2 separate regions of the Homo sapiens genome follow, and region 1 is linked to region 2. A link is an interaction called in ENCODE POLR2A ChIA-PET data of the cell type or tissue named here. Cell type or tissue: OCI-LY7. All regions are shown on one strand. Each heading gives the region's core, and the rest is flanking DNA. Links, peaks and the distances in the headings are about the cores only. Region 1 overlaps IQCH (IQ motif containing H). Region 2 overlaps MAP2K5 (mitogen-activated protein kinase kinase 5).

What was found. ChIA-PET counts read pairs that join two places held together with the same protein. Peaks named below come from ENCODE experiments on the same cell type or tissue, not always from the same donor. Only the 100,000 strongest peaks of a DNase experiment are listed, where the experiment ranks them.
Region 1: POLR2A ChIA-PET joins it to region 2 with 5 read pairs; 2 of 35 experiments call an interaction of 5 or more read pairs at or near these places.

The regions. Positions count from the first base shown.
Region 1 is chr15:67,393,331-67,402,523 of GRCh38, forward strand. IQCH (IQ motif containing H) reads left to right here. Exons shown (of 21, transcript NM_001031715.3): 13 at 1,961-2,233; 14 at 6,784-6,975. Among named protein-coding and RNA genes, the nearest start is that of C15orf61, 120 kb to the right of the region's middle. In OCI-LY7, for the core only: no CTCF peak of the experiment used is centred there; no DNase peak of the experiment used is centred there.
Region 2 is chr15:67,680,824-67,686,490 of GRCh38, forward strand. All of the region lies in intron 13 of MAP2K5 (mitogen-activated protein kinase kinase 5), which reads left to right. Among named protein-coding and RNA genes, the nearest start is that of MAP2K5, 140 kb to the left of the region's middle. In OCI-LY7, for the core only: no CTCF peak of the experiment used is centred there; a DNase peak (open chromatin) is centred at 4,438.

The DNA.
Region 1 (9,193 bases), core at 6,694-9,193, 280 kb before region 2:
CAAACTGGTGCATCTGATATTCCTTGAAACAATCACTTAGCATTTCTCCATATTTTTATGCTGCAGTGAGTAGATAATTTTTCACTAGAATTGGGGTAGTAGATGCTAGTCTATAAAAATCCTTTCAACTCCCTTGAGACCCTGGCACTTTTACATTATATTATTTGCATAACATTTTAATGACTTTATTTTTATTTTTTATTTTTTTGAGACAGGGTCTTATTGTGTCACCCAGGCTGGAGTGCAGTGGCATGATCTCGGTTCACTGCAGCCTTGACCTCCCTGGCTCAAGCAATTCTCCTGCCTCAGGCTTTTAGTAGCTGGGACCACAGGTGTGTACCACCACATACCTGGCTAATTTTTTTGTAGATAGGGGGTTTTGCCACGTTGCCCAGGCTGGTCTGAAAGTCCTGGGCTCAAGTGATCTGCCTGCCATGGCCTCCCCTAAAGTACTGGGATTACAGGTATGAGCCACGGTGCCTAGCCTGACTTTATTTTTAAGAGGGTTTTCTCTGTAATAATAACTATTACCATTTGTTGAGTATCAATGCTGTGTATTATACTAGGTATTTTACATTTGTGATCTTATTTTAAAAGCCTTAGAGCAACCCCAGCAAATGGGTAATTTTTATTCTTATCTAACAGGTGAAGAAATAGGCTCAGGGGGTCTAAGTTACTTGCCTACATTAATGGAGCCTTATAAGTGATAGAGCTGAATTCAAAGCCAGACCTGTTTCACTCCAAAGCCCCATCACTTTCCTGTGTGCCATGCTGCCCTCTTCTCTAGAGGGAGGAAAACAATCTTGGATTATTTTATTCTATCCTTAGGTAATGTCTTTCCCATGCCCATCTTCACCTGATAAAATCCCACCCATCCTTCAGAATTCACCTCAACCCCAACCTCTTTCATAATAATAGTACTAGCTAACATTCATTAAGTCTTTATTGTATCCAAGGCACTATTATAAGTGCTTTACATACATTATCTCATTTAATCCTTACAGCATCCTTATGAGGTAGATACTGTTATTACACTCATTTTACAGATGAGGAAACAGGCACAAGGAGAATGTGTATTTGCCTTTTCAGCATTCCCCACCAGCAGGCCTCTTGAGTACTCGGCAGATCCTTATGGCCCTTCTCTGCCCCATCTCAGTTATGTGTTAACTGTTATTTGTGTCCCCACCCCTCAAAAACAGAAACATGGTTGTGTTAGTTTTGGTGTATGCTGTTTTCTCTGCCCCCATTAGACTAGCTAGAATTATTTATTTAATTGAATGAGACAGTCACATGTATTGCTGAGCTGGGACTAACTAGTCAAAAATAAAACAAAAAGAGTTTTTCACTGAAAAATGAATTTGAGTCTTGCTGAAATTTTCAATTATTTTCTATTTGTGAATCCTTTCCAGAGTTGTTGCCTAGAACCATGATAATCATTATAAAAGTGCATATTATCTGAAGCAGATTTAGTGGTAGAATTTTGGAAGGAGGGTGTCGGGTCAAGTGCCTTTTTCCTACTCAAGCATTTAAAGAGTTGCCGTGGTAGGAATTTATAAAGTAAAGAATGTTATGAGGCTTTTTTCTTCATTTTTTGTATTGATTTTCCAGACACTTTAATGTTAAACCATGCCAGAAGTGTTGCAGAGATGACTTGCTATTACCCAAAGGCCGCCAGCCTCTTTTCCTTCTGACAGAAGGATAATTCCACGTGGATCAAATAAATACAGACGTGTAGTAATTAGTTCTATTCCCAGTGAGCCTATTTCCAACACACTAAAGATGTGAGCGATTATGGAACCTCACCCCAACAGCTTTTATCAATTTAAACTGCTAAACAACAGGATAGGTCATAACCCAGCCTGCTATTAATAATGTATTTATTATGTGCAACATTATAAATTAGGTGTATGGACTAGAAAAAAGGACACCTTTTAACAAGAATAATATGATCTTCCCCCAGAAGCATCATATGTGCCTGGCCACTCACCTGATGTACAGTCCCAAGGCAATCAAAAGAATAAAAAATCTCATCCGAGGAACAGAGGCCTACATCGTCAGCGGGCTCCTCCACAGAGATGATTTAGCTGTGGCCGATATGTTAGACATACCCATCCTGGGCTCTGAGCCTGAACTAGCTCATCTTTATAGTACCAAATCTGGAGGCAAACGTGTCTTTGACAGTGCCAATGTGGCAGTTCCTCCTGGAATATATGATATTTATAGTCAGCAACAGGTATGTGGGGTGGACAAGTGAAGCTCTGTTCAAATATTTGAAACATCCTCTTGATCTTGGACAATTTCCAAGTCTTCTGGAGCCAGACCTACCCAATGAAGAATAGGTGGAATATTTGAGTTGATTTGAGGGAATCTACTTTATTTATTTATTTATTTATTTATTTATTTATTTTTGAGATGGAGTCTCACTCTGTCATCCAGGCTGGAGGGCAGTGGTGTGATCTTGGCTCACTGCAACCTCCACCTCCCAGTTTCTGTGACTTCCAGCTAATTTTTGTATTTTTAGTAGAGATGGGGTTTCACCATGTTGGCCAGGCTGGTCTCGAACTCCTGACCTCTAGTGATCTGCCCACCTCAGCCTCCCAAAGTGCTGGGATTACCAGCGTGAGCCACTACGCCCAGCCTGAGGGAATCTACTTTAGAACTTTGTGTTTTAAAGTATTTTCCTGTTAGTCTTGCAGAAATTGCTGGAATTTCCAAACTATTTACTCATTTGGAATAAGCACTGTTAAAATGTATATATCATTTGGACTAATCTGCTATCAATATTTAATGCTTTAACATGGATTAATTCATCATCATATCAGCTTGCCAGTCATTAAATAGGATCCTAAGAAATAGGAGAGTCAGTTTTCGCTAAAAGCAGTGGGTTTGGAAAACTCCAGTGAGTGAGCCTCCCCACTGGGTCAGATTGCAGAGGGCCTGTGAACAGAGGGCTGCAGACTTCCTTCGCTCTTCAGGAAGCGATCGAAATGGAGGAGGGGAAAGATCTCAGAAGGGGGAAGTAAGACAGCTCCAGGAATAAAACTGGGGAAGTAAGACAGCTCCAGGAATAAAACTGTCTGTTTTCGTTTTGCCTTGGACCAAGTGTGTGGCTATGCATTCTTCCAGCAGATAGTCAGGGTCTAAAACATGGGGAGAAATGTATTAGCCACTAGAAATGTTTTCTCTTTGAGTTAGCCCTGGCAGATGTTCTCCCATTTAACTGCCATCTGTTTTCATAATAGAGAAAATTAAAAGACAAATGGCTGTTAACATTTCCTAACCTCTGTTTCAGTACACCTCTTGACCATTACTCTGAGCCAATCACAAATTATCCCCCCTACCCACTTGTTGGGAAACCAGAGAACAGTGCACAGTGAGTCAGTTTGTGAGGGACAATATTTAGGGATCCCCTCCTACTCTCAGTTGCCTGATCATGATGCTCTGCACCTCACAGCCACTGAGCTCAAAAATCTAGCCTTTCAACAAATCATACTTTGCAGAGATTAGTTTGAAGATACTATTAGCTTATTAAATTGCCAGCAAGTATTTCACTCTTGTTAGAGTATTCTTGGGCAATGTTCATGGGCTTATGAAGGAGGTTTCTCTTAACGGTATCACAACCTAGGACAGTCGCAGGCAATTTTAGTAGGAGTGGAATAGAGAGGCTCCTCCTGAGCTGTTATGTCACTTCCATTGTCATTAGCCACCACTGGAATTTGAAGATAACAAGGTAGATTGCTTGACTCTGCTTCACAGCAGAATATCTGGCTGTTATACTTATTACAAGCAAAATAAAATTTTAAATTATATTATTACACACATGTACTATACATTAAACAACCTTCAAAGCTTTAACATGTATGTGCAATGTTTATATTGAGTCTTGCCTTCATCTTCACTGAGGAAATCTCAGGCAATCTTTGCTATGAAATATTTCAGAACCGCATATGTTGATTGTAGTTAAAGATGCAGGCACATTTAATGCAGTAAAATCTCCCTCTAGTGCTAGTATTCAGAAGTATGACTAAAAACCTCCTTAGAGACACATCAGATTTGAGAGATGTCATTTGACCTATGGTATGTGCAAATTGTATAACAATAAACCAATATTTCACTGAGTTCTACTCTACTTGTTTGGAAAACATACATCTGAGGTCATCAAGAATTAAAATACTCCACTGAGATTTTTCCAGATAGTGACTACCCTATCTATTCTATCTGAGCATGTCAGCATTTTGAATCTGCAGATGGGGATGAATCAATAACACTGACTTTTTACCGATGTGCATCATAAACTTAAAGCTGGTGAAAGAAAGCTGCGATTATTTTAACTTAGGTTATTATTTCTGACTTTCAGTTGGACTTTAGCAGTATTTTTCTGCTCTTTACCAGGATAAAACAAATCACAGCTAAAAAAATTTATTACATCTTTTGAACAGATAGACTCAAACAAAAATGATAAACATTTGGAAATAGCATAAAGTCATTTTGTTTAGGATTAATTTGTTTAAATCTAGCATGAACACAGTGAGCATTTCCTGTTTTGATCCATAAAGTAACTGTGAAAGTTCTCTTTCTGGAACATGCTCCATGGGAAATATTGACAGCTTTGGTTAAATAATCAAAAATGGAGATGCTATTTTAAAGCACTGTTCAATTTTCACTTAAAGATAGCACATAATTCTTTCCAGTGGTGCAATCTTTACAATACTATTGATCCTTTTCATTACTGTAGGGGATCCATCAACAGATGCCCATTTATAGGATTCTCAGAAGCAACAAATAATAGGATTTGGAAGAAATAGATAATAATTCTGTTAGTAGTCGAAACCTGCAAATATATAATATATCTAAATATGTAATTTTTAAAAAATCTATGCCAGAACACCTTTCCTTACACTAGCAAAAGAATTTTATCTGATGTTAACAGGCCAAAGACCATTTCTACTTCTGCAAAGTGTGATCATAATACAGCAAAATATTATTAAATATAAAATCTATATTCTCAACACATTAGAGAAATAAGGAAACAACTTTGGAAGGCATATTTAAAAAACCTTCCTAGGCTGTGTTCATCACCATATGGTTTGTAGACCAGAGTTCTGTCATTTAAACACCCAAATCATCAATAAACACTACTTGATAATTAGGGAGCTAAGACAATTTTAATTTTCACCCTCACTGAATACCCCATAGTTGTATGAGGTTTCCAGAGAACCCAAGTATGGCCATTTTGCTGTCTCTTCCACACTGCCATGTAGTATAGTATCCCCAGGAAGATTTGCTGGACAGATACAACCCAGAAGAACAGATCAGGCCTTTAATCAAAATAACTTTAATCTGGTAGCTCCAAACCTCAACAGAACTGTAAATCATGAGTCCTTTCACACTCTTTAGTTAAAAAAAAAAAAAATTGTGGGCAAAGAGATCTGATCAAAAAAGAGGATAAGAGTGTCACAGAATCCTTCCGTACAGAAAACCATAGCCAAGAACAGCATGGGAAGGCTCTGGAGACAAAAAGCTTAGTGTTATTTTGTTGCTTTCTGGGAAGTATAGACTGGAAAGTCTGATAAGAAGACAAGACAGAAAAATCGTTTTGTGAGTTAATGAGGTATTTTTCTCCCAGGCTCTGCCAGGTGAGTATTACTTATAATTAAGTCATCTTGCTATAGACTTTTATCTGATTCAAACTCACCCCAAATGGCTTATTGAGTGTAAGGAAAGTGGCTTCTCTTGCTCCTCTTCTGACTTCTTTCTCTACTTCACCCTTCTCCACCTCTCTGTGGGTTGGGATAGGCAGCACAGTAAAGAGGGAATGAGCATAGGTTTTGGAGTCAAAGCAACTTGAATGGAATTCCTACTCTGCTACTCAATGCTGTGTGATTGTGGGAAAGTTATTTAAATTAGCAGAACCTCAGTTTATTTACATATAAAAGAAAACTAGTAATTGTGTCCACCTCATAGATTATGGTATTAAATGAGAAAATTCATGCAAAGAACTGACATGAGCCAAGGCCTGTCTCCTACTGAGAGTTCAGTTATCTTAGAGACCATTATCATCATTATTATGATACTAGAGCTTGGAGTACTGTTCTATCCCTTAAGCTCCCATGTGTTTGAGCCCAGTTCTTGAGGAAATGTTTCAAATAAAATGTCAAGTAGGTGTGTATTCCAGGAAGTTTGCTTTCACAAATGTTTTATCTCCTTTATCTGTCTTGTTCTAAAATATATGTGTTTATATCACACATATACTAAACTTGGCCAATTGGCCAGCCAAACAAATGTATTTCATGTACATTAATGAGGAAAAAATTAAATGTTTTATAGTTTATAGCAGTAAAAAGCTCAACAAAGCCCCAAACAGTTAAAGTTTTCAAGACTGTAACTCTTTCTAGTCTTGAAACAATTAAAACATCATTTGAGGAATCAATAAGTAAATGCATAATTCTCTGAAAAAGAAAGAAAACAATATCAAGATTCAATTACAGGCATTCAAGGATTCTTTCTTTTGCCTTCAGAAGCCAGCAAAATGATAATTTCAGAATTTCTCAAATAAGACTGTGCTTTTAAACATGTCTTTGGTCTCATTGGTTAATGGTTTCTTCGCATCATATTTATATCACTTTAAACTTCTTTAATCTGTCTTAATAACTAGAAGATAACCAAATGAACAGACCATTAGAAGTAAAGACACATGAGAAGTACAGCAACTAAGTTGTTACGATAAAAAGGAATCCCAGGAAATGAACTGTATTAAATGCAGCTGTGTCTTTGGCCTCACAGATGATAGAGCAGCTGAGTCAGCTGATAACTGATCACCTGCAAATACAGCGTTGGCTCTTTAAAATGGACTCTGAGTTCCGAGGAAATGGGACTGCATTTTGTGATATTCCTTCCTACCTAAAGTGCTACAAATGGGTGCTAAAGGAGAGTAGCAGATATGGCCTTGAAGACTGGAGAAAGAAATGGGCACAAGTGAGTATTCAATGGTGACTTAAACCCGCAGGGTCTGTGAACAGTTAGGGGACGAAGCAAAAAGTTCAGCTAAGAGATGAAAGTACTTTCCTCTCTACTTAGCTCTGTCACCTGCCAGCAGTGCCTTTCTTGGGACCTTTTTCCTTATATACACAATGAATGGGATTGACTGAGTTCTTTTTTTTCTTTTTTTTTTTGAGATGGGGCCTCACTCTGTTGCCCAGGCTGGAGTGCAGTGGTACAATCAGGGCTCACTGTAACCTCTGCCTCCCTGGCTCAAGGGATCCTTCCACCTCAGCCTTCTGAGTAGTGGGGACTACAGGCATGCGCCACCATGCCTGGCTAAATTTTTCTTTTTTCTTTTTTTTTTATTGGGACGGGGAGGGTCTCCTTATGTTGCTCAGGCTGGTCTCGAACTCCTGAGCTCAAACGATACACCCATCTTAGCCTCCCAAAGTGCTGGGATTACAAGTATGAGCCACAATTTGGGTTATTTTCAGTGTTTCTTCTCTGGGCCCTAAAAGTCCTTATTCACATCTTGAAATTGATTATGATAATTAGGAAGTAATTTTTTTTATCACATTCAGGTAACATTACAAATCTTATAATTTGCCCTAAGTGGTTCTTGATCATGTGCTTCTAACAACTGTTGTTGTTAAGCTAGCTGTATTTTATTATGAGATAGAAATTCTATTAGTGAATTGTTGTCACCTGGAAGCTAATGTATAATAGCATTCTGTCAGCAGTCATGTGTTTTTGAAGACAATTCAAGGAAATTTATGTAAGTGCTGGTCCCTGTGAGATGCTGAGAAAATAGTACATTCCAGCCAGAAAATCTCCCAGCAAAAGCTGAGCTGTAGGTAAGAAGTCTTAGCATGAATGGACGTGTATAGATTTTTTCCATGCACATTTGTGAAGGGATGAATCGTACAACCTTTTAGTCCCTTCCAAATTTGCTTAATTAAAGTAATTTTATATGGTTTAATATATAAATTAAACCTGCCATTCTAAAACTATCTTGCTTTTCATCCAGAAATCCCCAGTCTTGCCTGGCTTCTCTTAATCCCAAATATCTGTTTTGGCTGACCTGCTGGTTAAAGCATAACCGATTAGGAAAATCACAATGCAAATTCCCTTAACTGGTTCCTTCCCTACCAGCATACATAGCAGTGGGCTATGCAAAGTGATTTGCGTCTGCTTTGAGCATCCCGCTACGGAAGTATATGAATCAAGACACAAGTGATAGAGAGGGAGGGGCACACTTGAGGGAACCACATTATTCTTGGAAAGTGGAGTGATGAATAAATCTATTGAACAGTCAGGAGAGAGAGTTCCCTTTGACAAATGTGACTGGTTTCCCCATGATCTATTCTGGGCTTCGTTTCTCCCCTCCATCAGTAAATGGACTAAATGCAGTACCTGTCATGGCCAGCTTTTTACATATTATTTAAAAGACACCAAAATGAATTACTCTTCTAGATAAAGATAAAAACAAAGAAAATGTATTTAATTTTGAGGCCCATAGAGATTTCCCTTATATTCTCTTTGAACTGGATTTTATTTCGTATTGTATAGATTTTTTTTAAAGCAACACTGTTAAGATTAAACCATAAAAATATGGTTTTTTAATTTAAAACATTGAAGTGTTAATGTGCAAAGTATTTGTTGGCTTCAGTATTTCAAACCAATAATTTTTAAAGAATTCTCTTGACATTACACTATGATAAATTTGAAATGTTTGACTTTAAAAAATATTTAAAATACTGACATTTGGCTGAATTGTATTTAGAAGCCTCATTGTGCATTATTTAAATTTCAGTTATTTTAAACCGTAGCATTTTTAATTGGCACCAAATACATTTGGCACTGTTGTTAATGTTATTAAATGCAAAGCTCTTGAATAATTAATAATCTAACTAAATCATTTTTTAAAACTTAACAAGGAAAATATAATTATTCAGAAATCTCCTTACAGTCTGAGGCCAGTGCTTAGCCATGATCTGAAGCCAAAAATAAAAATAAAGTAGTTCTGAAAAGGTGCCTCTTTTTTTGTAGGAGCCTATTGACATTCTTTTGCCTTCAAAGTGAAATCATATTCGGAGTGGAGGTGAGCTGCAGTCTCCATTGAGTGTAGCTATTGAGAATTTAGGATTAGAATTCTCCTTTGTTCCAGAAGACCATCGTAATGGTGCACATTTAGACATCAAAGCATTACTTT
Region 2 (5,667 bases), core at 3,168-5,667:
CACATGTTGTGATTGGATAATGTTAACTCGTCTGTGATCCCAGCTGAACACACTTGCTACCCTAGAAGAAGCCTGCCTTCAGGTGGAGCTGGTATAATGAAAGTTAACCTCATTTAGCATTTGGATATGAGCCAATGTATTAAATGATCCACATCCTGATTTCCTAGAGTGGAAGTCATCATTACTGATTCTACAAAGCAGTAGCTTTATAGTATATTTGGTACATTCAAGTTTACAAAATGTTTTTCCCATTCATCTGATTCATTCAACATTTCACTGACCTCTAGCTCTGTGCCAGCAGTGCTAAGCACACAGGCCCACTTCATTCTCTTAACAGCCTTGTCAATGTAGGAAGATCAGATATCAAGATATCAGATATCAGGATATCATATACAGGATATGATGTACAAGATCAGGGATGATATCTGATCTTCCAACACTGGCAAGGTTGTCAGTGAGAATTCAGGATTGTTATGAGAATTAAGTGAAATTGTGTGCTCAACACTGAGCATGTGAGTGTTGTGAGTACACACACCCACACGTACATGTATGCTCAGAGAGGTTTAAATGATTCGTCCAGTCTCACAGTCAGTATGCAGCGGCACCTTCCAGGGCATCACTCTGCTTCCTTTAAGGGAATCTGACCCACAGGAATCTATTTTGATGCCTATAAAAGCCTACTGCATAAAATGACTAAATCTTTTAAAATGAAAAAAGGAGTATTGGATATTAAAAATGAGCCACTTTACATTGTGCCTTTATCTTACTATTTCCAAAATGATAGTCATCTCTTGGCCAAGATAGCTTAAACCCAAACCTTAAATTAGGAAACACCTAAACTTGATATTTTTAATGCAAAAGGAGAATAAGTTAGTTTGCTTTTTCACTAAAGGTTTATGTGTTGCGGTAGAAGAAACTTATTTCTCTTTAGTGGTATGAAAAGGACCCATAATTCCAGGCTTCAACACACCTCATTTGTATTTTCTTTGAGAAAATGTCTCAGTTAAAATCAATGCCCTAGTATTCATTTGAGCTCCCTTGCCTTCAATAAAACTAATTGATAAACCCTAATAATTAATGCCCTGATTAAACCAAAATGACTTACATCTGCCCTGATGATTGCCATTTATAATCAATCACTTTAATGACTCATCTTTTCTGTGCTTTGCTTACAGAAGAAAGGCTGTGATGTTTTTAAGTGAACTGAATGAAAAGCTGTATGCCTTCAATTGCTGTTTGTTTTCCATAACTTGATATTGCATTAAAATAAGCATAAATATAACTACCTCCTTAAAAGTAATCTTTCTGCCTAATCTGTTGTGCTGTTGTCTATGGCTTCGAGTGAAGCTGAAAACAAACAAGAAAAAAAAATCAAATCATTTCAGTGTTTCTAGAGCTATTTTTTTTTTTTTAAGATAGAGTCTTGTTCTATTGCCACAATGGAGTGCAGTGGTGTGATCTCAGCTCACTGCAACCTCCGCCTCCTGGGTTCAAGCGATTCTCCTGCCTCAGCCCTCAGCCTCCCAAGTAGCTGGGACTACAGGCACACGCCACCACACCCAGCTAATTTTTTGTATTTTTAGTAAAGACAGGGTTTTGCCACGTTGGCCAGGCTCATTTCGATCTCCTGATCTCATGTTTCACCCGCCTTGGCCTCCCAAAGTGCTGGGATTACAGGTGTGAGCCACTGCGCCTGGCCCCTGGAGCTATTCTTAAGAGCTGTAGGTTGGCTGGATGTGGTGGCTTACACCTGTAATCCCAGCACTTTGGGAGGCCAAGGCAGGCAGATCATGAGGTCAGGAGATCAAGACCATCCTGGCTAATATGGTGAAACCCCATCTCTACTAAAAATACAAAAAATTAGCCGGGCATGGTGGCAGGTGCCTGTAGTCCCAGCTACTTGGGAGGCTGAGGTAGGAGAATGGTGTGAACCCAGGAGGCAGAGCTTGCAGTGAGGTGAGATCCCACCACTGCACTCCAGCCTGGGTGACAGAGCAAGACTCCATCTCAAAAAATAAAAAAAAAAGAGTTGTAGGCTGGGTGCAGTGGCTCATGCTTATAATCCCAGCACTTTGGGAGGCTGAGGCAGGTGGATCACCTGAGGTCAGGAGTTCGAGACCAGCCTGGCCAACACAGCAAAACCCCATCTCTACTAAAAATAACAAAAACTAGCTGGGCATGGTGGCAGTCTCCTGTAATCTCAGAGACTCGGGAGGCTGAGGAAGGAGAATCGCTTGAACCCGGGAGGCGGAGGTTGCAGTGCGCTGAGATTGGGCCATTGCACTCCAGCCTGGGCAACAAGAGCAAAAACTCTGTCTCAAAAAAAAAAAGTTGTAGAACTTGCATGTTTTAAATGAAACCTTGAAGTAATAAGTTCAGTGGCTATATACTAGGATTGTTGATACTTTGGATATAAGGTAGAATATTTTATGCAAGAGATAACAAAATTTAAATTAGGGGAGCTGTCCTTAACCCAAGATTTAAAGGGATTCTATTTGCTTCAAATTCTGCCACATGAATTCAGATTTAACCTAGTTTAATAAAGTCCTAAGATTATTTATATCTACATTACCTTAAAAAAGGATTCAAGGTGGTTTATGATATAAGGTCAATACAATGAACAAAAGACAAAAGCAAACATTTTAAAAGAAAGGGAGGCGGGGTGTGGTGGCTCATGCCTGTAGTCCCAGCACTTTGGGAGGCTGAGGCAGGTAGATCACTTGAGGTCAGGAGTTCGAGACCAGCTTGGCCAACATGGCGAAACCCCATCACTACTAAAAGTACAAAAATTAACTGGGCTTGTTGGTGGGCGCCTGTAATCCTAGCTACTCAGGAGGCTGAGGCAGGAGAAGCTTGAACCTGGGCATTGGAGGTGGCAGTGAGCCGAGATCGCGCCATTGCACTTTAGCCTGGGTGACATGAGCAAGACTCTGTCTCAAAAACAAAACAAAACAAACAAACAAACAGATACTTCTACTTCTGCCCATGGAGTCACTGCTGTGGGATTTGCCCTCCACCAAAAATAATTAGGAAACTGGACAAAATAGTGAAACAGTTATCTTCAAACTTTAGACAACAGGCAATGTGAGACAGTGATCCCTGAGAGAACAGAAACAAATGAAGTAAGTCCTACTATCACCCAAGCTGTCTGCACAGAAACCCAAACAAAGCTCAAAGGTCTTACTGAGCTGAAAAGACAGAATTTGGAGTTCAAGGAGACCAAAATGGCTAGAATTCACAGAACAGAGTCCTAGAAAGGCAAGAACATGCAGAGAAAGAGCTCTAGAAATTGCATAGGAGTTCCCTTGCGTCTGGCCTAACATCAGCCTCTGCATTTATAGAGTGAAATCCTACAAAGCTAGACAACCAACTACTGTTTAGAAAAGAAAATTTCTGGGGAACTATAAGCCAAACAATTCCCAAAACTTATACAAAGTTGGGAATATTTTAAATTCCAATAATCCAGTGTAGAGAGGCCTCATTAAACACATTGGAGAATTCAAGAAAGAGATTAGAAGGATTATGCTTTAGCAGTGGGGCTAAACTAGCCCTGTAGTAGTGGTTACTCTCAACTCTCCTAAAATAAAAGGTCTAAAATCAGCCTCAAAATGATTCAGCTATCAGTGTTCAGCAGATATATTACTTGCCAGTATCAAGTCCAACACTCTGGATTACAATAAAATCCAGCATTCAACGACACAAGATTCACAATGTTGACAATCCAAATAAAAAGTTGACAAGCAAAGAATTTTTCTTCTGATTATGGATGAAAGACTATAACCGGGAAAAAATCAATCTGTAGAAATAGATGCCCCCCTCCCACACACACACCAGAAATAATGTACTTTGCAGACAGGACTTTAGAATAGTTATTATAAAAACTATATATGTCCAAGGAATTCATAGGAAACATGAGCATAATGAGAGAAATGGAAGACAAACAAGTTGAACATTTATTTTTCAATTATGAAAAATATCTGAAATAAAAATTTCATTGATGGAATTAACTGAATTAGACACTACAGAAGAAATTGTGATATTGAGGTTAAAGATCTGGAAATTATCCAAAATTACTCATTTCTACTACTAGAAAAAATATTTTTTTAAATGAGCACAACCTTAATGATCTTTGAGACACTATCAAGAAGTCTAAGATATATGTGTTAAGTGGAGTCTCAAAAGAAGAGGAAAGAGAAAAGGAAACAAAAAATAATTTGAAGAAATAATGGCTGAAAACTTTCCAAATTTGGTGAAGCCTGTAAGTCCACAGATCTAAGAACTCAATGAACCCTAACCAGGATGAACACAGAGCCACACCAAAGCACATCAAAATAAAAATTTTGATAACCAGTGAGTAAAAAGAAAATCTTAAAAATATTCACAGAAAACAGAGCACATTAAGTAGAGAAACAAAGATAAGATTGACAGCCGACTTCATGTCACAAGCTATGCAAGCCAGAAGATAATGGAAAGACGTCTTTAAAATGTTGAAAGAAAGAAATTATTCCAGAATTCTGTGCCCAGCAAATACATTTTCCAAAAATAAACAGCTAAATAAAGACTTTTTCAGATGAATATGAGAGAATTCATTGCCAGTAGACCAGCATTACAAAAAAATGTTAAGCTATTTAGGATGAAGGAAACTGATGATGGATGGTTAGATCTACACAAAGGAATAAATAGTTTCACAAATCGTGGATAAATAAAAAGATGTTTTCTCACTTCTAAATGTCTTTAAAATATAATTATTTAAAGGAAAAATAAAGACATTATATTATGGAGCTTATAGTGTACATAGAAGAAAGATGTATGAAAATAAAAGATGAGAAGAAGAAAATGGAAATATATTATTGTAAGGTTTGTACATTATAAATGAAATACCCTAATATTACTTGAAGGTAGACTGTAAGAAATTAAAGCAGCATATTGTAAATTCTAGAACAGCCATAAATAAATAAAGCTTCAAACAGACTGGCAAAATTCAACCCATGGGCAAAAATTGGGCCTTCGCCTGTTTTTACAAACACAATGGAATTGGAACACAGTCATGGCCGTTCATTTACATGTGGCCTATCATTGCATTTGCACTACATCAGCAGAATTTGAGTAGTTACAACAAAAAGCTTATAGCTCTCAAAGCCTGAGATATCCACTTATGACTCTTTACAGGAAAAGTTTGCCAACCTCTGGCTTAGAAGCAAATAGTAGAGATTAGTGGAATGCTAAGAACTAGCCCAGCTAACCCAAAAGAAAGCAGGAAAAGAAGAGAAAAAGGAACAAAGGACAGATGGGGCAAATAGATGGTAGAGTTGAACCCAGCCATATCAATAATTACGTTAAGTGTGAATGGTCTAAACAGTCCAATTAAAAGCACAAATGTCAAACTGTATAAAAGAACAAGACACAACTGTACAGTGTTTGCAGGACACCTATTTCAATTATAATGACAGATATATCATCCAACAATAATCAGCAGATTGTTTAAAGAAAAATAATTACATGGCCAGGCGCGATGGCTCACACCTGTAATCCCAGCACTTTGGGAGGCCAAGGCAAGCAGATCACGTGAGTTCAGGAGTTCGAGACCAGCCTGGGCAACATGGTGAAACCCCCGTCTCACTAAAAATACAAAAACTAGCTGGGGGTGGTGGCAGGCGCCTGTAATCC